3 separate regions of the Mus musculus genome follow, and regions 1 and 3 are each linked to region 2. The links are chromatin loops, found by intact Hi-C in ENCODE. Cell type or tissue: left cerebral cortex. All regions are shown on one strand.

What was found. Hi-C counts contacts between places; a loop is a spot of excess contacts. Peaks named below come from ENCODE experiments on the same cell type or tissue, not always from the same donor. Only the 100,000 strongest peaks of a DNase experiment are listed, where the experiment ranks them.
Region 1: it touches region 2 in a loop (7-fold over the local background); 21 of 42 quality-filtered maps call a loop at or near these places.
Region 3: a loop joins it to region 2, with 7 times the contacts of the local background. A loop is called at or near these places in 33 of 42 quality-filtered maps.

What each region holds. Positions count from the first base shown.
Region 1 is chr10:79,664,626-79,672,625 of GRCm38, forward strand. Madcam1 (mucosal vascular addressin cell adhesion molecule 1) reads left to right here. Exons shown (of 5, transcript NM_013591.3): 1 at 1-42; 2 at 287-553; 3 at 806-1,132; 4 at 1,714-2,145; 5 at 3,612-3,917. The coding sequence ends at 3,742. Tpgs1 (tubulin polyglutamylase complex subunit 1) reads left to right here and starts at 4,814. Exons shown (of 2, transcript NM_148934.3): 1 at 4,814-5,158. The coding sequence starts at 4,821. In left cerebral cortex, CTCF peaks have their summits at 4,278 (motif pointing left) and 7,635; DNase peaks (open chromatin) are centred at 4,324, 4,449, 4,741, 5,257 and 1 more place; H3K4me3 peaks cover 2,427 bases; H3K27ac peaks cover 2,663 bases.
Region 2 is chr10:79,591,322-79,599,321 of GRCm38, forward strand. No RefSeq gene overlaps it. Among named protein-coding and RNA genes, the nearest start is that of Theg, 8.2 kb to the left of the region's middle. In left cerebral cortex, a CTCF peak has its summit at 4,105 (motif pointing right); DNase peaks (open chromatin) are centred at 1,254, 4,113, 5,934, 6,478 and 1 more place; H3K27ac peaks cover 3,668 bases.
Region 3 is chr10:79,644,653-79,652,652 of GRCm38, forward strand. Odf3l2 (outer dense fiber of sperm tails 3-like 2) reads right to left here and starts at 1,086. Exons shown (of 4, transcript NM_001033473.2): 1 at 915-1,086; 2 at 1-69. The coding sequence starts at 1,041. In left cerebral cortex, a CTCF peak has its summit at 4,927 (motif pointing left); a DNase peak (open chromatin) is centred at 4,917.

The sequences.
Region 1 (8,000 bases), 73 kb after region 2:
TCCTGCTGGCCCTGGCCCTAGTACCCTACCAGCTCAGCAGAGGTAAGCAGGGCTGTGGGTAGGGAAGCAGGCTTCGAGAGATGAATGGGTACAAGGGAGGAGAGTTTGGGAGTGCTGTGAAAATCCACGGCTTTGAGAGACTAGGGATGTGCGGCTCCGGTTGGTCTCTCATCAAGGCCCAGGAACCTGGGCCAGAGGACGAGAGCCCTGGGGTCTCAACCCAGGGTCAGGGCTGGAACCTGGGACCCAGTTGTCCCATCACAGCTTTAATGCTCTTACTCCTCAGGACAGTCCTTCCAGGTGAACCCCCCTGAGTCTGAGGTAGCTGTGGCCATGGGCACATCCCTCCAGATCACCTGCAGCATGTCCTGTGACGAGGGTGTAGCCCGGGTGCACTGGCGTGGTCTGGACACCAGCTTGGGCAGTGTACAGACCCTCCCAGGCAGCAGTATCCTCTCTGTACGGGGCATGCTGTCAGACACAGGCACTCCTGTGTGTGTGGGCTCCTGCGGGAGTCGAAGCTTCCAGCACTCCGTGAAGATCCTTGTGTATGGTGAGGCCCACTCTGCCTTTCTAGGTGCCACCTGCCCCGGGGGAATCAGGACCTTGCGCCATACCAGTGCCACCACCCACCAAGTCCCCACACTCCACTGCCACCCCCACACTGTAGACCTTCAAGGCTGACATACTCACCCTTCCTGTCCCAACCACCTGAGGCCATAGCTGCACTCTCACGCCAAACTCCCCTCTGCCTGGCCCAGGCCTGACCTCTAAGCTCAGCCCTGGGCCTGCTATCGATCCACAGCCTTCCCAGACCAGCTGGTGGTGTCCCCGGAGTTCCTTGTACCTGGACAGGACCAGGTGGTGTCCTGCACGGCCCACAACATCTGGCCTGCAGACCCGAACAGTCTCTCCTTTGCCCTGCTACTGGGAGAGCAGAGACTGGAGGGTGCCCAAGCCCTGGAACCAGAGCAAGAAGAGGAGATACAAGAGGCTGAGGGCACACCACTGTTCCGAATGACACAACGCTGGCGGTTACCCTCCCTGGGGACCCCTGCCCCTCCTGCCCTTCACTGCCAGGTCACCATGCAGCTGCCCAAACTGGTGCTGACCCATAGAAAGGAGATTCCAGGTAAGACCACTGGGTCCTGCCTGCCTCTAGGCCCAGCAGCTCTGGGGCTTGGCCCATGATTGGTTGTCCCCACCTGTAGATCCCCAACAAAACTGTTCAATGCCTGTGTCACAAGGCAGCCAGAAAAGATTAACTCAAAAGATAAGGACCTACTCTATGCTAGCTCCAACATGATATTTCCGTCGTTTTCTGTTCACAAATTCTTGGCTTTGCCTAGGTGGGTGGTTGGCGGTGCACACCTTTAATCCCAGCACTCAGAAAACAGAGCCAGGTGGATTTCTTGAGTTTGAGGCCAGCCTGGTCTACCGAGCGAATTCCAGGACAGTCAGGGCTATACAAAGAAACCCTGTCTTGAAAAACCAAAGTAAATAAATAAAATAAACAGTGATCTGGTAGACTTGCATAAGAGCTAGTACCTACTTCCTGTTCTGTGTCTGTGTCATCAGCTGCTGATCCTAACTAGTATGATGCCTTGTGCCTCTTAAGTGATGTGGGAAGGGTGATGGAAGAATTCTGAACCAATACTGGGTTGCAGATGAGGAAAACTGAGGCTACAGGAAGAACATTCATTCTGTTTGCAGTACTACAGAGCCAGACCTCACCTAAGCCCCCCAACACGACCTCTGCTGAGCCCTACATCCTGACCTCATCAAGTACTGCTGAGGCAGTCTCCACTGGGCTCAACATCACCACCCTACCTTCTGCCCCTCCATACCCCAAGCTTAGCCCTAGGACTCTGAGCTCTGAGGGACCTTGCCGCCCGAAAATCCACCAGGACCTGGAGGCAGGCTGGGAGCTACTCTGTGAAGCATCCTGTGGGCCCGGAGTTACTGTGCGCTGGACCTTGGCTCCTGGCGACCTGGCAACCTACCACAAGAGGGAGGCTGGGGCCCAGGCATGGCTAAGCGTGCTGCCCCCAGGTCCCATGGTAGAGGGCTGGTTCCAGTGCCGCCAGGACCCTGGCGGGCAGGTGACCAATCTGTATGTTCCTGGCCAGGTGACCCCGAATTCCTGTGAGTCTGGGGCCCTGGGAGGGAGGGACAAATGGGACTAAAACACTAGCAGGAGTCTGTACCATGCCTAGCCTCAGTTTCCCCATGTTCAGTATGCTTTCCTGTCTGGAGACCTCTTAGAACTCGGGGCACCTTGCAGTCTTTCAGAGACAGGAAGATCCAGTGAAACAAAAAGTGAAAAAAAAATTTAACATTGGTTTCAGATGCCCGGGGCTGACTTCATAGCTATTTAACTTTAGTTTCACATACCCGGGGCTGGCTTCAAACTTGCATCATAGCTAAAAGTGACCGTGATCTTGCCTCAACCTCTTCAGTGCTGAGATAACAGGTGCACACCACTGTGACACATTTTTTTAAATTTATTGTTATACATAAGTACACTGTAGCTGTCTTCAGACGCACCAGAAGAGGGCATCAGATCTCATTACGGGTGGTTGTGAGCCACCATGTGGCTGCTGGGATTTGAACTCAGGACCTTCAGAAGAGCTGTCAGTGCTCTTACCTGCTGAGCCATCTCACCAGCCCATGACACATGTCTTAATGGTTGATTTTTTAAATACGTTAATTGAGTCTGAAGCAACAGATGTCTCAGAAATTAAAGAGTACTTACTGGTCTTACAGAGAACCTGGGTTCACTTCCCATGTGATAGCTCACAAACATCTGTAACTCCAGATTCAGGGAATGTAACCCACACTTTTGGCCTCCCAGAGCACCATGTGTGCATGGTACACATATGTACATCAACACTAAAATAACTCCTGCACATGCAAATAAGACGCCAGGTGTGTTTGCGCATGTCTTTAATCCTAGCACTCAGGAGGCAGAGACAAGAAACGCATAGCCACTTGTAACTCCAGGACCCTGGAGACTTGACATCCTCCTCTGACTTCCAAGTGTACCTGCATTTGTGGCATACACACAGATACACACACACACACACACACACAAAATAAACATTAAAAAAATAAACCTTAAGCCAGGTGGTGGTGGTGACACATACCTTTAATCTCAGAGGCAGGTGTATCTCTAAGTTCAAGGACATCCTGGTCTACAGAGCAAGTTCCAGGACAGACAGCCAGGATTACATAGAAGACTCTTGTCTCAAAAAATCAAAACAAAACAGACAAAAAACAAAACAAAACAAAACAAAACAAAACAAAACAGAACTAAGCTGGGCACGATGGCACACAAGCTATGATCTAAGTACTTGAGCTGTAGAAGAAGAAGGGTCAATGTCAGCCTAAGCTACAGAGTGAGACCGTAATTTAGAAACAAAAGCTTCCCTTTAAGTAGATTCATTCTTCCATGCTGTCTTTGAGTATGTCTGGTTGGGTGGCTGTTTTCTACCCAAGTAGAGGCTGGCTAGTTAAGTCCACTTTTAAACTGTAAGGGCCTATGTATGTTCCCTCTGTGGAGCCCACAGGCACTGGGACTGATGGCAGCCTTTCTCTTCCTACTCTTTCAGCCTCCACCGTCGTCCTATGGATTGGCAGCTTGGTGCTGGGGCTGCTTGCACTGGTCTTCCTTGCCTACCGCCTGTGGAAATGCTACCGGCCAGGTCCTCGCCCAGACACTAGCTCATGTACACACCTATGAAGCTCCATTATGCCAGACTAAAGGAGGCAGAGAGTGACCAGCTGCAGGATTTGGGGCATCAAGATGATAGTGTGGCCTCTTTCCTTGGTGGTCAGCACATCTATAAGTTTCTCCTGACTTCTGGGCTTTTCTGCCTGCTGGCCCAGAGCTAAATAAAAGCCCCGTATCTAGCCACTGGCATATTCTTTCGTACTGTGAATAGGAAGGCTTTGTACATCACCTATCCCTACAGCCAGAGTCCCTGGAGACAGTCACACATCCCAGTTTTCTTTGGTAGGTCGAGCAACAGGATACTAGGCTGGGAAATGCCTGCATTTAACAAGAGTAACTAAGGAGATATCCAGTGGCTTAGAAAAAGTACTTGGGGGGTAACCTGGGAAAACACGAAGAGCGGTATGGATGCCAGACAAGGGAATAAAAAGTATGTCAGTAGATAAAGAGCCAAAGATAACACAGAAAAGGGACATGCGAGGATACTAGAAAGCCACAGCAGTTCAGAATTGCAAAGAGAGCACCCCCCTCTGGTGGTCAGAAATGGTAACAGTCTGGGAAAGGAAGGAATCTGGTGACAACTCCGCTCAGGCACCTTAACGCTCGGAAGGAGACTAAGTGAGGCCAAAAACCCGGGAGAGCCCAGGCCGAGTCTGGGAGCAAACGCAGAAAACGGTTTGAACTCCGCTTTCAGCCCTAGATTCCTGGTGAGCTTTGCGGGGTTTATCTGGTACCCAGGGTGCCTGGTTGCTAGGAGACCATGCTTAGGAAGACTTGCCCACTACCAAGATGGCAAGGTATCGCGCTTCAAGCCAGAAACCAAGCCCTTCCTGGGGGACCATTTTGAAGTCTGGCAAGCTCACAATTCCAGACCGAAGCTAGAAGATGCAGTCATGGAGTAGCAGGAAAACGCACACAGAGAAAGCCAGGGGCACAGGGGGAAAAGGTCGCTTGCGCTTGTTACTATCGAGATTCTCAGAGAGGGGGGCCGCTGCCTCTGCCCTTAACAAAAATGGTCGTCGAGGGAAGGCGCCTCATCGCGCCGTGAATTATGGCGGCGCTTCCGGTCCCGCTGCCCCCAACAAAGATGGCGGCAGTGGAGAAACGGCGGCCGGCAGTAGCACCAGCGGCCAATTTCCCGGACAGTGGCCGGACGTCGGTGTCTCAGGCGGCGGCGGCCGCTGAGAGCGAGGAGGACTTCCTACGGCAGCTCGGCGTGACGGAGATGCTGCGCGCAGCCCTCCTAAAGGTGCTGGAGATCCGGCCCGAGGAGCCCATCGCCTTCTTGGCGCACTACTTCGAGAACATGGGTCTACGCTCGCCGACCAACGGAGGCGCCGGGGAGCCCCCGGGCCAGCTCCTCCTGCAGCAACAGCGCCTGGGCCGCGCGCTGTGGCACCTTCGCCTGGCTCACCACTCGCAGAGGTGCGGACCGATGGCGGACGGGGGTACCAGAACTACAATTCCCGACAGGCCCCGCGCGGGAGCAACTCGCCGCCGGCGCGGGGCGTTTCCGGGAGTAGTGGTCTTTCCTCTTTTCCCGGGTCTGGTCGGCTTGAGGCAGGTTTAAGGTTCTCGGCACGCCTCGCATCGATTTCGCCTGCAGTGTGCGCGGGGTGTACTGGATATTGTGGTCCGGGTAGGAAGTGCTGGGGGTTGTAATCCATCGTCCATCTATTGCATGAGCTTCCAGGTGATTACGGCCTGGAGGAGGTTGCTTTTGAACCCGAGTCCATTTTGCCCTCGCAGCCAAGGGTTTTGGGAGGTCAAGAAGCCCAGCAAGGTAGTATAAATAGTGTGGTGCTTGTCCAGGAGATGGACAGCCTGTGTACTCAGGCCCCAGGCCCCAGACAGAAGTTCCTTAGATGCACACGCAGAGCACAGGCTGGTCTAGAGCCTGACGTGAACCCTGCAGGGAGCTCCGCAGTGGGAGTAGTTCCAGTGTAGGTGACGACTAAGGACGCTTTTTCATTGCATAGTGGATGAGGGAAGCTGATCAGTAGGGCATCATCAGCCAGGGGGTGACCAAATGCCTGAGGGTCTCAGCATGGGAGTGGCTTTCCAAAGGGTGCTTGGAGGAAGACTCAGGGAGGAGAGCAGGGGAGGGGGCCGCAAGGAGGAAGACGTTGGGCAACAGTAGCTCAGGCCTTCCCTAGGGAAGTGAAAGTCCAGAGATCATACATTTCCAGCTGAGCAGACCAGACATCTCTGCACCAGAGGGAAGGGGCTCAGTATCCAAGATGGTAGCCAAGAAGGGAAGGGTGGAGCATGGCGGGCCCATGTGGCTAGAGGGGAGGGGTACAGGCACAAAGGGAGAAAACCAGCGAGAATGTAGACGGACAGTCTTCAGCTAGGACAGCATTGGGGTATGTGAGTGGGAGACTGAAGGTATCAGCAGAGAATACGCACACAAGACCACACCGTGAGGTGCCCAGGGGAGGAACAAACTGCTTACTGGGGGCATCCGGAATTCTCCCAGGGATGAAGAGCAATGAACCTAGGGATTTAAAATAGAAGTGTTTTCTGTGAGTTGAAGTCAGCCTCACCTGAGGATCTGGGGCAAGCTTTGTGATCATGTCACCAGGTCTCTGTGTCCTTCACTACCTGGTTTCTGTGCCAGTCACTGGATCCTTACCTGCCATCCTCTGGCAAGGCCTCATTTTAACCAGCTGAAAGCTGTGTGTTTACCATATTCTGAGGTTCTGTGTGGACCCAAACTTGGGGCCATTACTCACCTGTGGGAACTAAAAAGGGACCCTGGGGAAGAGAGGGAGGAAAGACCCACGTCCCGCCAGAGTTCCACCTATGCTCTGGTCAGGCAGACGTGAGAGGGCTACCAGACTCTTTCCACTCAGCCCCAGGTGGGCATCCAAGCCTCTGACGTACTCTTTGGGGGGGGGGGTGGACAAGGGGCAGCCCAACCTGGGAGCCCCGGGGCTACTTCTCTAAACAGGCCCCAGGGTTATAGGAGAGAGGGAAAGGGGAAGAGAGGTTCCCACACCGGCCGAGAGTGAGTGCAGCGGATCTTGATGAGCAGAGACTGTGGTTTTAGAGCTTTATTGTAGAAAGGCAGGGAGAAAGAGTAAGAGAGAGGAGGGAGGAGAGGGTGAGAGTGAGGGGTAAGAGAGAGGTGAGGAGGGGCCTAACAGCCCCTTTTATGGTCTTTACTGTTGCTAGGTAACTGCGGAGGAGTTTAGCCAAGGTCAGAAGCTTGGGCCATTGCCTACGTGACTTCTTAGCCATGCTTCTCTTGTGGGGCTGTGAGGGGGTGGTAACTTAGACAGGAGCCAGAGTTCCAGGAGCACGAGGGAACACCTACCATGTCATGTAGGTGAATTATGACCATTCCGGGGTTCAGACCTCAGCTCTACTGAAGACTAGCCTGTCTGTGTATAGCCCAATGCCCCACACTCACCCCAGGAACTAGTGTTATATCACTAACTGTCAGCCACATAGGAGAGCAAAGGGCGGGGGGGTGGGGGGGAGCCAGCAGGCAGGTGGAATCCTTAGAGATGCATCTGGGAATTACCCTAGAAGCCACAGCCCCATCTGTCTGATGGCTCACAGAGCTAGGCTCTTTCTTCCCCAGGGAAAACCACTGTTCCCCACCTAACACCCTGTGAGTGATGTGTATGGAGAGAGTGGGTCCCTGTGCAGTGCTCGGCCTGAAGCCTGCACACATGGCAACCCCACCACTGAGGCCTGCCAGCAGTAGCCAGTCCAATTCTCAAGACCTGAGAGCCTGAGTTTGTGAGGCCACCAGAGCATCAGAGCTGGGGGGAGTCCCTCCCAGGTCTCCATAGGCCACAGCCATGATGCCCTCACCAGTCACCTCCCTGCCAGCCTGTGAGAGCCACTTAGGGTTATTGTTCAACCCGAAGATGGCTGGAGACGTGGCCACTAGAGGCCAAGCCAGGAGTTACACCCTCAGGCTGCAGCCCCTGCAAACCTTCCTAGCTACCATGCTGATGATGGTGGCAGGAGAGAGACACTGACTCTACTGTCCCAAAGCTGTAAGGGAGTCATTTTCATGACTCTCTTAGGACTCTTTTGACCAAGCAAAACTATGTGACTTAAAAGAGTTGAGTTTCTGGCCGGTCATATTGAAAGACTAGTCAGCCTGAGCTCCCCTGTGCCACGAGCCATTCCTTGTGAGACACTCCAGACACTGCAGGGTGCTGTCAGCATCCTTGCCGGGAGCTCCCTGAGTGTAAAGACTTGGAACAGGAGTATGTTCACCCATAGGTCATCCCAGCCTGCCCCAGGG
Region 2 (8,000 bases):
TAATACTCTTTAGGAACTTACCTTTCCCTATCACAGGTTGCAGGATTAGCTGGGTGGGCAGTGGGGTCTTGCCCTGAGGGCACCACTTCCTTTATTCCGTGGAACACCAAGCTTTTCTTTAAACCTTCCATCTCTGAGCACAAGGCTTGGCTTCAACCTCACACTCCCAGATGCTCTTTTTCTCCTCAAACTGTACACTTTGTATTTACTTTTTTTGTCTTGATTGCTCTTTTTCGCTATTTTGATCTGCATAAGAGTGATTACTAAAACCCACATATCCCAGTCAATACCAGGCTGTCTTGAAACCTCCTCTGCCAGCAACACTGATCCAAAACTCTTCAATTTAGCCTCAGATAGGTTTTTTTGTTTTTGGGGGGTGTTTGTTTGTTTGTTTGTTTGTTTGTTTTTGGACAATGGCAGACAGCAGCCATATTCTTTGCTTAAATATCACAAGAATGGTCTCTAGGCCAGTTTCTACTACTGTTCCTCTCTGAAACCTCTTGACTGGGTCTCCGCAGTCCACACTGTTTTCGGCACTGCTGTCTTCCACGTTCCTATCAGGATGCTCCACTGAGTCCTGTTCAATTGCTTTCCTGAGCCAAAGCCCCTAAATCAACATTCCTCCAAGAAACAGCACATTTAGCCTTGTAACAGCAATACGCCACTCCCTGATACCAACTTTTGTCTTACTTTTCTATTGCTGAGATGAGACACTATGACCAAAGAAACTTATACAAGAAAACATTTATTTGGGGCTTGCTTACAGTTTCAGAGGGTGAATCCATGACCATCATGGTGGGGAGCACGGCAGCAGGCAGGCAGACATGGTGTGGGAGCAGTCGCCGAGAACTTATATTCCATCCAGAAGTTGGACACAGAGAACGAGAGTGAGCCTGTTATGGGCTTTTGAAATCTCAAAGCCCAACCCTAGTGAGGTTGGCCTAGTGAGCCCAACCCAACAAGGCCACACCTCTTAATCCTTCCTAAACAGTTCCACCAACTAGGGACCAAATATGTATGCTTATGGGAGCCATTCTCACTCAAACCCCCACAGCAGGTACCTCCACATATATGGCATATACTCACACATACACATAAAAACAGAACATTAAGGGCTTGGTGATTAAAAGGACTTACTGCCCTTCCAGAGGACTCAGGTGGCTCTCAGCACCCACATCAGGCTGCTTACAACTGCCTGTGACTCCAGCTCCAGGGAATCTGACACTTTCTGTCTTCCACAGGCACCAGGCACACATGTGATGCACATGAAAAGCCCACACATGCACAAAAATAGATCCATTATCCTCAAGGTGGGAGCATGACAGCATCCAGACAGGCATGGTACAGGCAGAACGGAGAGTTCTACATCTTCATCTGAAGGCTGCTGGAAGACTGGTTCTCACAAGGTTAGGAGGAGGGTCTTTTTTTTTTAAGTTTATTAATTTTATGTATATAAGTACGCTGTAGCTGTCTTCAGACACACCAGAACAGGGTATCAGATCCATTACAGATGGTTGTGAGCCACCATGTGGTTGCTGGGAATTGAACTCAGGACCTCCGGAAGAGCAGTCGGTGCTCTTAACTCCTGAGCCACCTCTCCAGCACAGGAAGAGGGTCTTCAAGCCCACACCACAGTGACACACTTCCTCCAACAGGGCACCACACTTACTCCAACAAGTCCCCACCTCCAAATAGTGCCACTCCCTAGGCCAACCACCACAAGGTATGATATGTAATTTCAGCGCTCACAGCAATAACAGCAAAGTTGAACAGTAATGAGATGACGTGCTCATTTGTTTTTACATTAACAGTAACTCCTGTTAGAATGTATCACAATCAGCTCCAAGCATTCCAGCAGAAAAAGACCCACAGACATCCTCATTTGATACACAGAGAAGGATGACAATATTAAGTCTTTGCTGTCCATGACTTAGCCATTATGTTTCTATGAAAGCATATCGGGGTCCAGTCTCAACACAGGAGTTCTCAACTGGAAGCATGGATATCTGGAAGGCTCATAATAAATATACACAGACTACTTTTTGGGTACAAGCTGATAGGAAATTTTTCAAGGCTTAAAGTTTCTCTCTCTTCTCTCTAATTCTCTGCTCGCTCTCTCTCTCTCTCTCTCTCTCTCTCTCTCTCTTTCACTTGCAGCTTGAGGCTGCACACACTCTGCATTCTATTGTGCTCTCTGCTTTTCTCCTGTGCACTTTTCTTTTCTTGAACTCTCACTCTCACACACACCTCTATGTGTTCCCCTTTCACTCTCACACACATCTCACACACTCTCCTTTCATTCACACACACTCTCCATACACACCTCACATTCTCTCTCACACATACTCTTCATATGCTCCTCTCTCTCTCTCTCTCTCTCTCTCTCTCTCTCTCTCTCTCTCTCTCTCTCTCTCTCTCCATTTTCTCTCCACATTCACCTCACATGCTCCTCACTCGCTCTCTTGCCTTTTTCTTGCCCCAGTCTTTTATTGATACTCCAAAAAGTGATACTGTACAGGAGAACACGGCCAGAGGCTGTAGCAAGAATTTGGGGTTCTAAAAAAACTAAAACTAAAACACAGAAATATTATGAGAATATGCCTTCATTTTAACCCCAGGTGTGGGGTGTGGGGCTGCTTTGGACTGTCCATAGCAGCTGACTATGATTTGCCTCCTGCTCTAGCAGAGGCATAATTTTGCCAGCTGCAGATAGTTTCTGAGATTGTATAATGTTTGGAATTCTGAAAACTTTTTAGAGGTTAAATAAATGCTAGTGTCTCAAGAGGTGGGTTGTTGATGGTTCAGGGGCAGGGGGCACTATTAGTCGAGGTTTGTTAAGTAGTCCTGCATGTAGAAGAAACGAGAAGAAGTTAGATATCCTGCTGGTGAAGATCAAACTTGCCCCAAGGAACTTGGTGCCCCTAATCAGCAGGAAGTAACCTAACAATGATGTCACCCCCTTTCCAACCCTTGACGTTATTTAGGGAACTCTCTCCTCTTTATTCTTTTTTCTCTTATCTAGTGTTAGGGAGTTGTGGATAAGAGTGAAAGAAAGAGGAACCCACAAAGTAGCCAAAAAACAGGTACAAGAGACACCTCGGATTTGTTATGTTTTTTATTTCGAGTTCCCTTTTGGATGTTTTGTGCTTCGAAACCTCTAACTGCTGTCCAGTTTTTTATGACCTACACATTCAGTCGTGTATGGAGTTGCAGCCCACAGTTTAAGAAACCTGATGCTCATTCCTGTTGGTTCTGGGAACCAGAGTCAGAGTGGCTGATGTTAATGAAGGACCCACTGTAGGGCTGAGACCAAGACTCAAACCAGGCTCTTCTACGGAGGAGTTTGACGCACCTGATCAGGGAGTCCACCTCTGGCCTGCCTGAAGTCACAGAGATGGCCTGACTTCAGGGACACTGTCCATGCAAAGACAGGTTATGGGAGAGAAGGTGCCACACATCAGCCCAAATTTGTTCATAGACACTCGGACCAGCCCAGCTCTGAGAGTAGTCATGCTATTCAACCATAGAGGAAGCCAGACACGACAGCAGTGCACAGGGTCGCGGCATCTGTGATTGGGTTCAACAGACACAAACCAGCCCATACCACAGATCTCAACTGCCTCCCTGTTGCACATCACCCTGACTTCAAACGACACAACCATTCCCCCATAAGACAGGGTCCTCTCCTCTGTATCTCCACTGTTACCTCCTCTATCCTCCTCTCTGCCCCTTCCCCTCCTATGTCCTCTCCTCAGCCCCCTATCCACTTCTGAGCTCTTTTCAGTGCCCCCCTTTTGTCTCCCCCTCAGACCCCTCTCCCTCCTTCGAAGGCTTCTCCCTGCACCAGGTTGCCCTTGACCCCCATGGATTCCCTCCCCTCAGCCCCGCCTCCATTTCTCTCCGAGCATCAGGACTTCCATGCTTCCTTGCTCTTCTTCTCCGTTTATTTTGGTCCTCTGCACTTTTCTGGTGCTCGATTTCAAAGTAGGCATCACATTTCCCGCTGCAGTCGGGAAAGGTCCTGAGGCAGGAGGCACGAGCTCCTCTGAGGTCCAGCTCAGCACTACTGCAAACCGAGACCATGGTGATGCTCATGATAACCACTAGGTGGTGGCCTACTCACGGTCACCGATGCTCTCCTGTGTCAAGGAGGCTCCAGGTTTGAAGCCCAAGTCTCCCAGCAGCTGGGCAGAAATTTACAAACCAGAAATAGATGCTAAGTAAGCCGGCGTGGATGAAAACTATCGCTGAACAAAGCTTAGGGTCAAAGCAGCCTTCCTGATACTTTAGACCGCCTCGGGTATAGATTCACGGGTGTGCTCTAATAACTTGGCTCAATAACCTTCTGTGTCTCCGACAGAACCAGGATGTCTGATTCCCAGGCGATGTGTCATAGACTGTTGCCCTGGATGGGAGCAGGGCTGAAACAATCAATACAATGGCGAAAACTCAAACCCTTTCCCCTGGATTCCAGCGCTTTGGCCTCCTCAGGGGCAAAGTCTCTGTTTGGTGCTAACAGAAGTTTGACTGTCCCAGCATTCCTTTAACCAAGAGTAAGGAGGCACAAACAGAAAACACAGCTTTAGAACACAGCTGGCCTCATCTCCGCTTCTGCCGTTCTCCTTTCAGACAATCCCAAGCTTTCACCCAGGACCTGGCTACTACCAGCATGGGCTGCATGGCATCTCTGAGCACCCGAGGCTGCATTGGTGGCCCAGCTGCCCTAGCAGCACCCACTCATTCTTCCAAGGTCCAGCAGTTCCAAAGAGTGACCACAGCTAGGAAATGCAGCACACGAGGGCACCGGGAGGTGGGCGCTGCCCAGGGACCTAAGCTACCTTTCAACTTCTGTTCCTACCCCACAGCATCCTTCCAGGTGTTCTCCTCCGGCAGCCAGGCAAGACTGTTTTTCATCTGTACAGAAATTTCACTGTCCTCCCCACCTGATTGGTATCAAGGAGTACCCAGGTGGTAATCTAAGAGGGACCTTCCATTTGGTCTCCTCTGGTTGTATGTGAGTCCCGCTGGCTGCCCTGCTATAAGTCAGACACTGTACAGGCAGCTGATGCAGATGCAGGTTGGGCTGTAGCTCCGGGGCAGAGTGCTTGCCTAGCATACATGAGGTCCTAGGTTTAAACACCCACAACTGCAAGGTAGGGAGGACCCATTCTCTCAAAGTCCAAGCCGGCCTCACTGAACTAAAAAGCTGGGTGTCCCAAGAGCCAGGAACTTTCATTAAGAGTAGATTGTTCTCACAGATCGGAGAAGCCAACACATGTGATGAGAGCCAACTCAGTGGACAGACGCGAGGCATTACTGTAGCCAGCACCATAGCTAGGGAAGCATGAAGCAGGGTAGGGGCACAAGTGGACCCTGGGCAGCTACAGTTGTGGAGGGTCCATGGCAGATGTGGAGCACACACTGCGTCAGGAGCAGGCATCTGGGAAGGGGCTTCATGCTCAAGCAGGAATGGGTGGCTAGGCCTGGACCTGTGTTCTTGTGGATGTTTTTCCACTCCTAATCCTATGTTTGTTAGAGTATCTTATGATCATGCTTAGAGTAAGTCTTCCACACATATCACTCATTATTTCCCAAACCCTATGAGCACAGGGGCCTCTAGTCTTTGTCCTGGGACTTTGCAATTCTTTCCCCCAAGGTAGAGCATCCCAGAAGTTGCTTGCTCTAAGGAAACAGAAAAGGTAGGAGCTGGCAGCTTTGTTCCAGTTCTCGGGCTTCTGCCTCTTCTCAAGACCTTGTCAGCTTCAGGACGCCATGAGCATCCACATGCCCAGGCGTCAGGAAGGCAGAACTGAGCTCCAGTGTGGTCCTCCATCCTGGCGTTTCCCAGCACAGTCCGGTTCCTATGGAGACACCCAGAGTGGAATCAGGCTGAGCTGGGCTTCCCGCCATGCGCCAGGCTCTCTCTCGCCTAAGACCGAGACTAAATTAAGTCGTCTCGGTGGGGGAGGTGGAAAAAGAGGATCTAAAATGAGCTGGGGTGAGTCAGCACTGGGGCCTGAGGGGGATGCAGCCAACCCACCAAGGTCTCACTCACTGAGGAGGGGCCACGTAGCAGCTCCATCTCAGGTTTATTAATAGACACCAGGTCTTCTGTAACTCAGATAGGTGACCATCCCACTCCATGCCAGGAACTCCCCTGGTCCAGAGAGACACATATGAGCCTACCAGGACCCAGGATCCCCTAGGTCAGAGTCATCCTGTGTGCAGAAGACTGGGTGAGTGGGTGAGGCAGTGAGCAGCAGCAGCTATGGAGACCACAGACTGGGGTATACCACCTGCCCTCATTCCCCCTCCCCAGCCAGAGTGGGATGCCCCTCAAGAGCCTCCTGGTCCAGGATGAGCTGGTGAAGAGTAAGGCACTCCCATCAGAAGGCAAACCCAGGATGAGGACCAGTGAGGGAGGGGCCTAGATTGCAAGCCTGGCCACCGTCTGGTTTGGATAGGATGTCTCTCACTGGCCACTAAACTTAGATTCAGGAAAACTCCATGGTTCATCTAGATTAAAATTCAATTCTTATTCACAGGGCTGCTGAGGGAACAAGTCTTGCTACTGGTAAAATAGAAGCCAGGCCTTCCACGTACTCTGCTAGGGCACAGGGAACATTCCCCGCTCAGTATCTTCAGTGAGCGCTAGCTCCTCACTACCTCAGCCCCAGGCCAATCTACCCCATCCCCCTGCCCTAAAAGGGTGGTGGAGGTGGGTGTGATGGCTGAGGCGGATCTGCGCTGTCAATTTGACTCACCAGGGAAAAGACAGCCTCAGAGAGGAAATGCCCCCACCACCCACCAGCTAGGCCTGTAGGCAAGTCTATGGGAATGTTGCCTTGACTGACAGTTGATGTGGGAGGGTCAGCCACCCAGGGAAGGTGATCCTGATGTTTTACCTCCAGGTTCCTGCTTGAGTTCCTGCCCTCACTTTCCTTGATAATGGACTGCAACCTGTAGCCAACAACCTGTAGAACCTCCCCCCAGGCTACATATTGTCAAGGTGTTTTATCTTGAAAACTAGGACAAGAGGGGAATTGTGGGGGGAGAATGGTGGGAGGCAGCAGGGGGAGGCGGAGGATGGAGGACTGTGAGAGGACAAGAGAGGATGTTGGCAGGACAATGGGAAGAAGATGGAAGGGCCTAGGAAGACAACGGTGTAACACAATCAAGTGTGGTGGAGGGAGGGTGAAAGGTGGTGGGAGGATGGTGATGGGAGGATGGTGGAAAATGATGAGGGGTGATGGGAGGATGGTGATGGGAGGATGGTGGAGATGATGAAGGGTAATGGGAGGAGGAGGATGGAAGGATGGTGGAGATGATGAAGGGTGATGGGAGGATAATAATGGGAGGATGGTGATAGGAGAATGGTGATGGTAGGATGGTGAAGATGATGAAGGTGATAGGAGGATGGTGATAGAAGGATGGTGGAGATGATGAAGGGTGATGGGAAAAGGAGGATGGGAGGATGGTGATGGGAGGATGGTGGAGATGCTGAAAGGTGATAGGAGGAGGATGGGAGGATGGTGATGGGAGGATGGTGGAGATGATAAAGGTGATGAGAGGATGATGATGGGAAGATGATGATGGGAGGATGGTGGAGGATGATGAAGGGTAGTTGGTGAAAGGGAAGATGGGAAGATAGAGGGACGATAAGGGTACAATTATGGGATGGATTTTTGAAGTGCATGACATAGTCACTGGACACTTCCACATGGAGCTGTATTAGTTCCCTGTTGCTGTGATAAAATACCCTAGCAAGGGCCTGGAGAGATGATGGCTCCGCATTTAAAGTAGTTGAAGACACAGGTTAAGTTCCCACCACCTACATTGTGGTTCACAATCTCCTGTAACTCCAGTTACAAAGAATCCCAGGCTCTCTCCTGGCCTCTGTTGGCACTGTAGATACATGGTATGTAGACATACATGCAAACAAAATAAACATACACACACACAAAAATTTAAATGAAGAAAATATTCAAATACCCTAACAA
Region 3 (8,000 bases), 53 kb after region 2:
CTGCCTTGGTACAATCGTGATTGACATAGCCAACGGTGGACGGAAGAACATACAAGCCAGGTCCGGAGCCTGAGACCCAAAGACCAGATCAGGGGTAGTGCTTGAAACCCAGAGGGGCTAGGTAGAGTCCCACCCTGCACCCTAACCACCTCTATGTCTGAGTAGAGAAAATGTCCAGAAGGACTCGGTGACACCCGAATTGTGAGCTAATCATGAATCATTGCGAGTGTGGAGACTTGGAAAACAGAGGCCCTGGAAGATAGGCTAACACAGAATAGAAAGAGGCTGGGAGCAAGAACCATCCCTGGTGGGGAAACTGAGACTAGGAACAGAGAAGCTACCATGAGTGGAAAACAAGCCAGAGCAGAGAGACCATCGCAAGAGAGGAAACCAGGGCCAGAGTGTAGAGACCACTGCAGCTAGAGAAACTGAGGCCAGAGTCATAGACACCATCAAGAGAGGGAAACTGAAGTCAGAGTAGAGAGATCACGGGTTGTGTGGGTGAACAGGGAAAGTGAGCCCAGGACAGAGAGATTGTTCTAGAGGGGAAACTGAGGCCAGTCACAGAGAAACACCACCTCAGAGATGGGGAGATGGAACATGGTATAGATCTGTCCCCACTGTCCATTGTAGGATGGGAAACTGAGGCTGCAGCCTGCAGCCTGTACAAATGCCACCCCTCGACACCCAGCCTCAGCCCCTTCACACACTCCATGGCTCTGCAGTCCCCCACATGCACCATTCCTCTAACTCCCTCCCTCAGGTTCTGCTACACTGTGTTCATCCTGTCCCCCTAGAGGGCCAGCAGATCCCACAGGGGACATATGGGCCTGCCTACAGATAATGCCTCTACTAAATAGCCCAGGAGCCCCAGTAGGGAGACAGAAGGAGCCCTCCCCAAGGCCAGCACAAACCATTCTCCAAGGTGGCAATTCCACAGGATTTTCTCAGCCCGGTCTCCGGAATGTGTCCATCAGCCACCCGCCGGGCCAGGGGTACTGTGGTCAGCCTAGCCTCTGGGTCGCAGCTGAGGGTCCCCATGGTGAACAGGACCTCGTGTGGGTTCCTGTGTCCTGCTACTCTGGTGCCACAAGCCAGGCACTGTCCCCAATCCTCACAGCTCAGCTGGTGTTGGCAGAAGCCTGGCCTCACCACACCCTCCCCACCACACAGACGGCCCCTTGTCCCCTAAGCAAGGATCTCAGGGCCTGGCCAGAGCCAAGCTGGTCGGCCGGACGCTGGCCTGGAAGTGGAGCTGAGATCAAGTGTCAGCCAGGTGGCTGGATGGTCCAGGAAAGACTCCAGTATCAGCCGAACAGGTCCCCAGGGAGTCGGCTGAGCTGGGCCACGGGGCCAGAGCAGGCCCTAGGGATCCAGGACTGCAAACAGGACACCTGAAGGAACATGGATGAGGGGAGCAAAGCCTCATTTCCACAGAGCCCAGGGTTGTGGACGGCATGTCCCCAACTCAGTCGGGTGCTCATTGGCACCAGCTTTCCTTCATCAGCAAACATGTACTGAGCACCTGATACATCCCAGATTCTGTTCAGAGTGGCGTGAATAGAACAGGAACAGACTGGTAAAGGGCGGGTGTTCTTGGGGTGGGGAAAGAAGCTAAACAATAAATTTAATAGATTGTTCTGGTATGAACCAGCCTGAAAAAGATGACCATGTCAGGGTAAGAGACCAGCTCTGCAAAGGCCCTGAGGCAGGGCTGAGGACAGAGCAGGCCAGGAAAATCCTGTTTTCACCTTTGCCAAAGGCTACCACCGTGTCCCCACTAGAGAGCTCTGGGAAGAGTGGCAGAATGAAACTCAGATATTTCTTCCAGTTTGTTTTTTAATGTAGTGACTCGGGGGGTAGGGGGGAGGGTTGGTGTTTTGTGCTCTGTTTTGTTTGAGACAAGGACTCACAATGTAGCCCAGGTTGATGTTGGACTCCTGGTCCTCCTGCCTCTGCCTTCCCTGTGCTATGACTGCATTCAGGAGGTGACTAAGAGCTCCCTCCTTTGGTCACAGACAACGGATGCTGACATGATTAAGATTCTCAGAGTCCCTCGGAAACATACCAAAAGGCCTGAGCCCTGGGCACTCCAACAAATTTCACATCAGCCATTTTGGATTCTAGCCCCTGACTCCTGTGGATCCCTAAAGCTGGGATCCAGGAGTCTCAGAGGGTCCCACAAGCCCAACATGCATGTCCTTGTCCTCTTGACTTACCCTATTCAGCTCCACCCTGGTCACATGGGATTAAATGGCTGGTCCTGACACACACACACACACACACACACACACACACACAACATCCGACCCTTCAACTCCAGATCCTCCCACTGTTAAGGATTCCTTAGTCACTCAACCAGCTGGAGTGGCTCACAGCTCACTCCTCAGTTACCTGGACCCTCAGCCCACCAGCTCCCATCATGCAATACTCTGCTCTAGACCACATCAGTCTGGGCAGCAAGGAGTAAAGACCTGTGTCCTGTACTATGACAGAAACCTAGGCAAATATACTGGTGTCTTTCTACAATGTCAGAAGTTACCAAATAGCAATGAATTCACAAAGTCCAATATGTCAGTGACAGCAATTTGTGGCACAATCCGCCAACCTCAGAAGCCTGACATTGTCTTTCACATCACACAGCACACCAAGAATGCACCTATATGACTGTATGCACTATAGAGGATCTACAGAACAGATACAAGTTAAAGAGGCTGTCACACCATTCAAGGGGTTTGGGGAGCTGAGAAAGAGTCTGCATTGGGAAGATAATGAACCAGAAAGGGACAGTTTGGGGCTGATGGGGTCAGGGTTAGAAGGTGAAGTTGCTGCCTTCTGCCACAAGGTGAAAGACCAATGAAGTGGAAACTTTTGGTTTCTTTGGAAAGTCAGTTGTATCAGATGGTGTTTCACTGGGGCAAACACATGGAGGAGGGTTTTCCTGAAGCAGACACAGGTGAAAGGATGTTCTGCTAAAGCAAGCACCTGAAAGGACGTGTGATGAGGGATTCTTTGCTAACAACACGCAGGTCATCGCCTTACATTTCGTAGCTGAGCTCCGTTTGTCCTGACTCCATAGAGACACCACCTCTGGCGGGTGATGAGCTAGATGGGAGGTTAGAGCATTTAAGAACTGTTATTAAAAATAGGGTTGAGAAAAACGTAAGCTACAGACCAAGCTGGGAATGCAATAGGGAAATGGAGATTCAAATCCTGGACCAGATGGACAAACAAGTGGATTGACAACCAATCTAATAGGCAGTGTCCGAGAGGGGAACGGAACTGAGCCCATGCACCAGAGACAGCTAGGGAGTCCTCGGCTTGTTGGTCCTTGACACACACACCAGGTGATGAGTAGGCATGGGGCCATTACCCCACAGTGTCCATCAGTTTATGAGATTCTTATGCGATCCTTGGTCACATGTGTCTGGTAAATTCTTGGTCCCGTTTTACCTGGTATGACTTTGATATATATGTCCATGGATGCCCCACACCTCGATAAACATAGAGTGGCTCCCTTTGAAGTACCAGAAGTATGTCACACCAACCATGTATCACCCACATAGACGGTGCGGCTTCGGGGTCCACCCAGGGGCTGTGGTAAGTCTCCTCCCTCAGAATAAAGTCAAAGGCTAGATGAAGGCAGAGTCACCTAGAGCGACGCACAGTCCTGATGTCTGTAATTCACGCAGGTAGCCTTATCTGTTCCCATTCTAGCTCCAAAATAATTGACACAGAGACCTGGGTTTTGGTTTGGTTTGGTTTGGTGTTTTGGTTGTTGTTGTTGTTGTTGTTGTTGTTTAGATTCATTTATCCAACGTTCTGCCTGCATATATGCCTGCACAGCCAGAAAAGGGTACCAGACCTTATTATAGATAGTTATGAGCCACCATGTGGTTGCTGGGAATTGAACTCAAGACCTTTGGAAGAGCAGCCAATGCTCTAAGCCATCTCTCCAGTCCAAGACCTGTATTTTTATTGATAAGCTGCAAGTCTAAACTGAGCACGTTTTGAGCTATTCTAACCCTCTAAGGCAGCTAATGACCAGATCAATGCCCCATTGCTTGCCGTCTGGCCTTGCCCTGGCTCACTCTATCCATGGGTCCTTATGGGTGACCTCTCATTGTGACCTCATGGAGAATCCTTTGACAACCTGCTCGTCACTACTCCTGGGCCCTCTTCCTGACCACCTCTTCTCTCTCTTCCTTTCTACCTGGGACCCCTGGCTGGGATCAGAGTTCAGCCTTCCTATCCCCTCTGCCCAATCATAGGTTGATCAGCTCTTGATTAACCAATCAGAGATAATTGGAAAGCATTCTATACACAATAGAGATGCTTCAGTAATCATGGCAATGCTGATATCCTGACTGTCACCAGAACTCTGGGCACAGAAATCAGCATCTGAGCTGGACATGGACAGGGTGGTGCACTTCTCTAATCCCAGCACTCTGAGTTCAAGGCCAGCCTGGTCTACACATCGAGACCAGGAAGTCAGGAGGGTTGGTTACACTGAGAAATTCTGTCAGGGGAGGGGGGCCGTATTCAGCATCAACCTCCAACACTGTGTCAGGGAAATTTTACTGTCTTATACAGTATGGAGTAACTTAGGATAGAGCACCTGGACATCCCCCACCATCCCCCACCATCCCCCACCATCCATCCCACCTTCCTACAACCAAAACCCTACATTGGCCAAAACCAGTAAAAAAATAAATAAATAAATAAATAAATAATAAATAAAAAGGCAGGAAGATAGAACCCCTGACATCAGCCATAGACCCAGAGCCAGGCAGAGAGGGACTAGGCCTGAGACATTCTCTCAAACCCATCCAAGTCCATTTCCTGGGCCCAGGCCACCAGACAGCCTGTGAAAGCCTTGATGGCTGGTGGATTCCAAAGCCCACGGCACAGCTCTCACTACTACCCTCTGGTGGACGAAACGAGAACAGGCACAAGCAAGGCTGTGCAGGTCTGTGAAGAGATGCTAGGAAGGAAAGATGATGATAACATGAGGTGAAGACAGATAAAATCAGATAAGGGATGGATAATCGGAAGATAGTGGGGGATGGGGAGGTCGGTGGGGGATGGTGGAAGATGATGGGGGATAACGGGGGATGGTGGGAGATAGTGGAGGATGGTGGGGGATGGGGAGAATGGTATGAAGAGGTGGGAGGTCATGGGTATATTCTGGCCACTCAGCACTGTTGATGGACTCTCATCCTATGCTTAGTGACATCATCATTTCTTCCCTTTCTCTCTAGCTCTTATAGGCTTTCCTCATCTTGTTGAGTCCCTTATACATGTCACCCCTCAGAGGCCTTTCCTTGAGCTATGTTTCTGCCATAGCAGCTGCAACAAGTCATTTGATGGCTTCAAACAAAGTTGTCTCCTCTGTCTCCCTGTGTCAGGTGGGAGTAACTGGCTCCCACTTAAGACTCTATAGACCATCCATGTCTCATCACATGCCTCTCATCCCTCAGCCTGAGGCACTGTCCTCTCAGAACCAGAATCTGTCTGACTCATCATCCTTCAAGACAGTGGTGAGGGTCTCAGGTCAAAGACTTCAAGGAAGCAGGAACCCTTGGAGCATCTGGTCCTGTGCAGCCTGATGGAGAGTGGTATATTGTTAGAGATTGATTCAATCAGGAATTGTACTGGCTGGTTTTGTGTGTCAACTGGACACAAGCTGGAGTTATCACAGAGAAAGGAGCTTTAGTTGAGGAAATGCCTCCATGAGATCCAGCTGTGGGGCATTTTCTCAATTAGTGATCAATGGGGGAAGGCCCATTGTGGGTGGTGCCATCCCTGGGCTGGTAGTCTTGGGTTCTATAAGAAAGCAAGCTGAGCAAGCCAGGGGAAGCAAGCCAGTAAGAAACATCCCTCCATGGCCTTTGCATCAGCTCCTGCTTCTTGACCTGCTTGAGTTCCTGTCCTGACTTCCTTTAGTGATGAACAGTGGTTTGGAAGTGTAAGCTGAATAAACCCTTCCTTCCCCAACTTGGTTCTCGGTCATGATGTTTGTGCAGGAATAGATACCGTGACTAAGACAGGAATCTATATGTCCAAACGCTAAAGGTCCTTGTCCCCAATTGTTTTTTGATTGATTAATAAATCAGCTAATGACTGAGCAAAGGGAGATGGGCGGGACCCTTAGAGTTGCTCGGGCTAGGATGCAGGGGGGAGGAAAAAGGAATCATGAAGCAGTTCGAGATGGATGGACATAGGAGCTGCAGGAGATAAAGCCAGCCAGTATGTGAGAATTTGGATGGGTGGACACTGCCCACTTCCTCATTTGGGCCTAGGGTAGCAGGGGAAGGTTTCAGAGTGCCCAACCTTTAAGGTAGTCAAGACATTTTTTGGTTGGTTGGTTGGTTGGTTTTTCGAGACAGGGTTTCTCTGTGTAGCCCTGATGTCCTGGAACTCACTCTGTAGACCACGCTGGGCTTGAACTCAGAAATCCACCTGGCTCTGCCTCCCAAGTGCTGGGATTAAAGGCATGCACTACCACTGCCCGGCAAGCCAAGGCATTTTAAAATTAACAGCTCTGTGTGTGTGTGTGTGTGTGTTCCATTCTCAAATCCAGATAACTCCTGTTTGAGTGCTCATGTGCAACCCACCAGAAGGTAATGTGTCCTAATTAGGGTTTCTATTGCTGTGATAAACACTTAGACTAAAAGCAGCTTAGGGAGGTGTGTTGGTCTGAATGAGAATGCACCCCCCCATAGATTTATATATTCAAATGCTTTGTCCCTACTTGATGGAACTGTTTCAGAATGATTAAGAGGTGTGGCCTTGTTGGAGAAGGTGTGTCACTGGGGGTATACTTGGAGGTTTTAAAAGGCCACACCAGATCCAGTCTCTCTCTGTCTCCAACTTGTGGATCAGATACAGGCTCTCAGCTCCTTCTCCAGCACCATGCCTGCCTCCCTGCTGCCAAGCTCCCTGCCATGGTGGTCATGGGCTCATGACTCTGTGAGCAAGTCCCCAGTAAATGCTTCCTTTTGTAAGTAGCTTTGGTCATGCTGTCTCTTCCCAGCAACAGAACAGTAAGCCAAGACAGAAGCTGGTACCAGAAGTGGGGTATTGCTGTGACAACCCTGACCATGTTGTTTGTTGGTAGAGCGTGAACTTTGGGACACTGAATAGTGTCCAGTTGAATGCTGTGAGTAGGAGCCTGGACGACAGCAGTCCTAAGAGCACCATGACCAAGGGAGGCCCAGCTCAGAGGTGTCAGAGGGCAACAATACCAGTGGCTAAGTCAGAGGCTATTGTTTTGATATTTAGCAAAGAAAACCTACCTGAAGCCAGGTGGTGGTGGTGCACACCTTTAATCCCAGCACTCAGGAGGCAGAGGCAGGCAGATTTCTGAATTCGAGGCCAGCCTGGTCTACAAAGTGAGTTCCAGGACAGCCAGGGCTGCACAGAGAAACCCTGTCTCGAAAAAAAAAAAAAAGGAAAAAGAAAAAAGAAAGAAAACCTACCTGAAGCTAAATTGAAGAGTTTTGGACTCTTCAGTGTTGCTGAAAGAGGAGATTTCAAGACAGCCTGGTATTGACTGGGATATGTGGGTTTTAATAATCACTCTTATGCAGATCAAAACAGTGAAAAAGAGCAATCAAGGAAAAAATAAATACAAAATGTACAGTTTGAGGAGAAAAAGAGCATCCAGGAGTGTGAGGTTGAAGCCAAGCCTTGTGCTCAGAGATGAAAGGTTTAAAGAAAAGCCTGGTGCTACACAGAATAAAGGGAGTGGTGCCTTCAGGACAAGACCCCACCCAGCTAATCCTGCAACCTGTGTTAAAAAAAAAAAAAAGATTCTGCAAATATAATTCAAGGAGGTGAGTTGGTTTAGCAGAACTGAAGTGGAAACTTCTGGTTTCTTTGGAAAGTCGGTTGTGCTGGATGGTGTTTCACTGGGGCAAACACGTGGAGAAGGGTTTTCCTGAAGCAGACACAGGTGAAAGGATGTTCTGCTAAAGCAAGCACCTGAAAGGACGCGT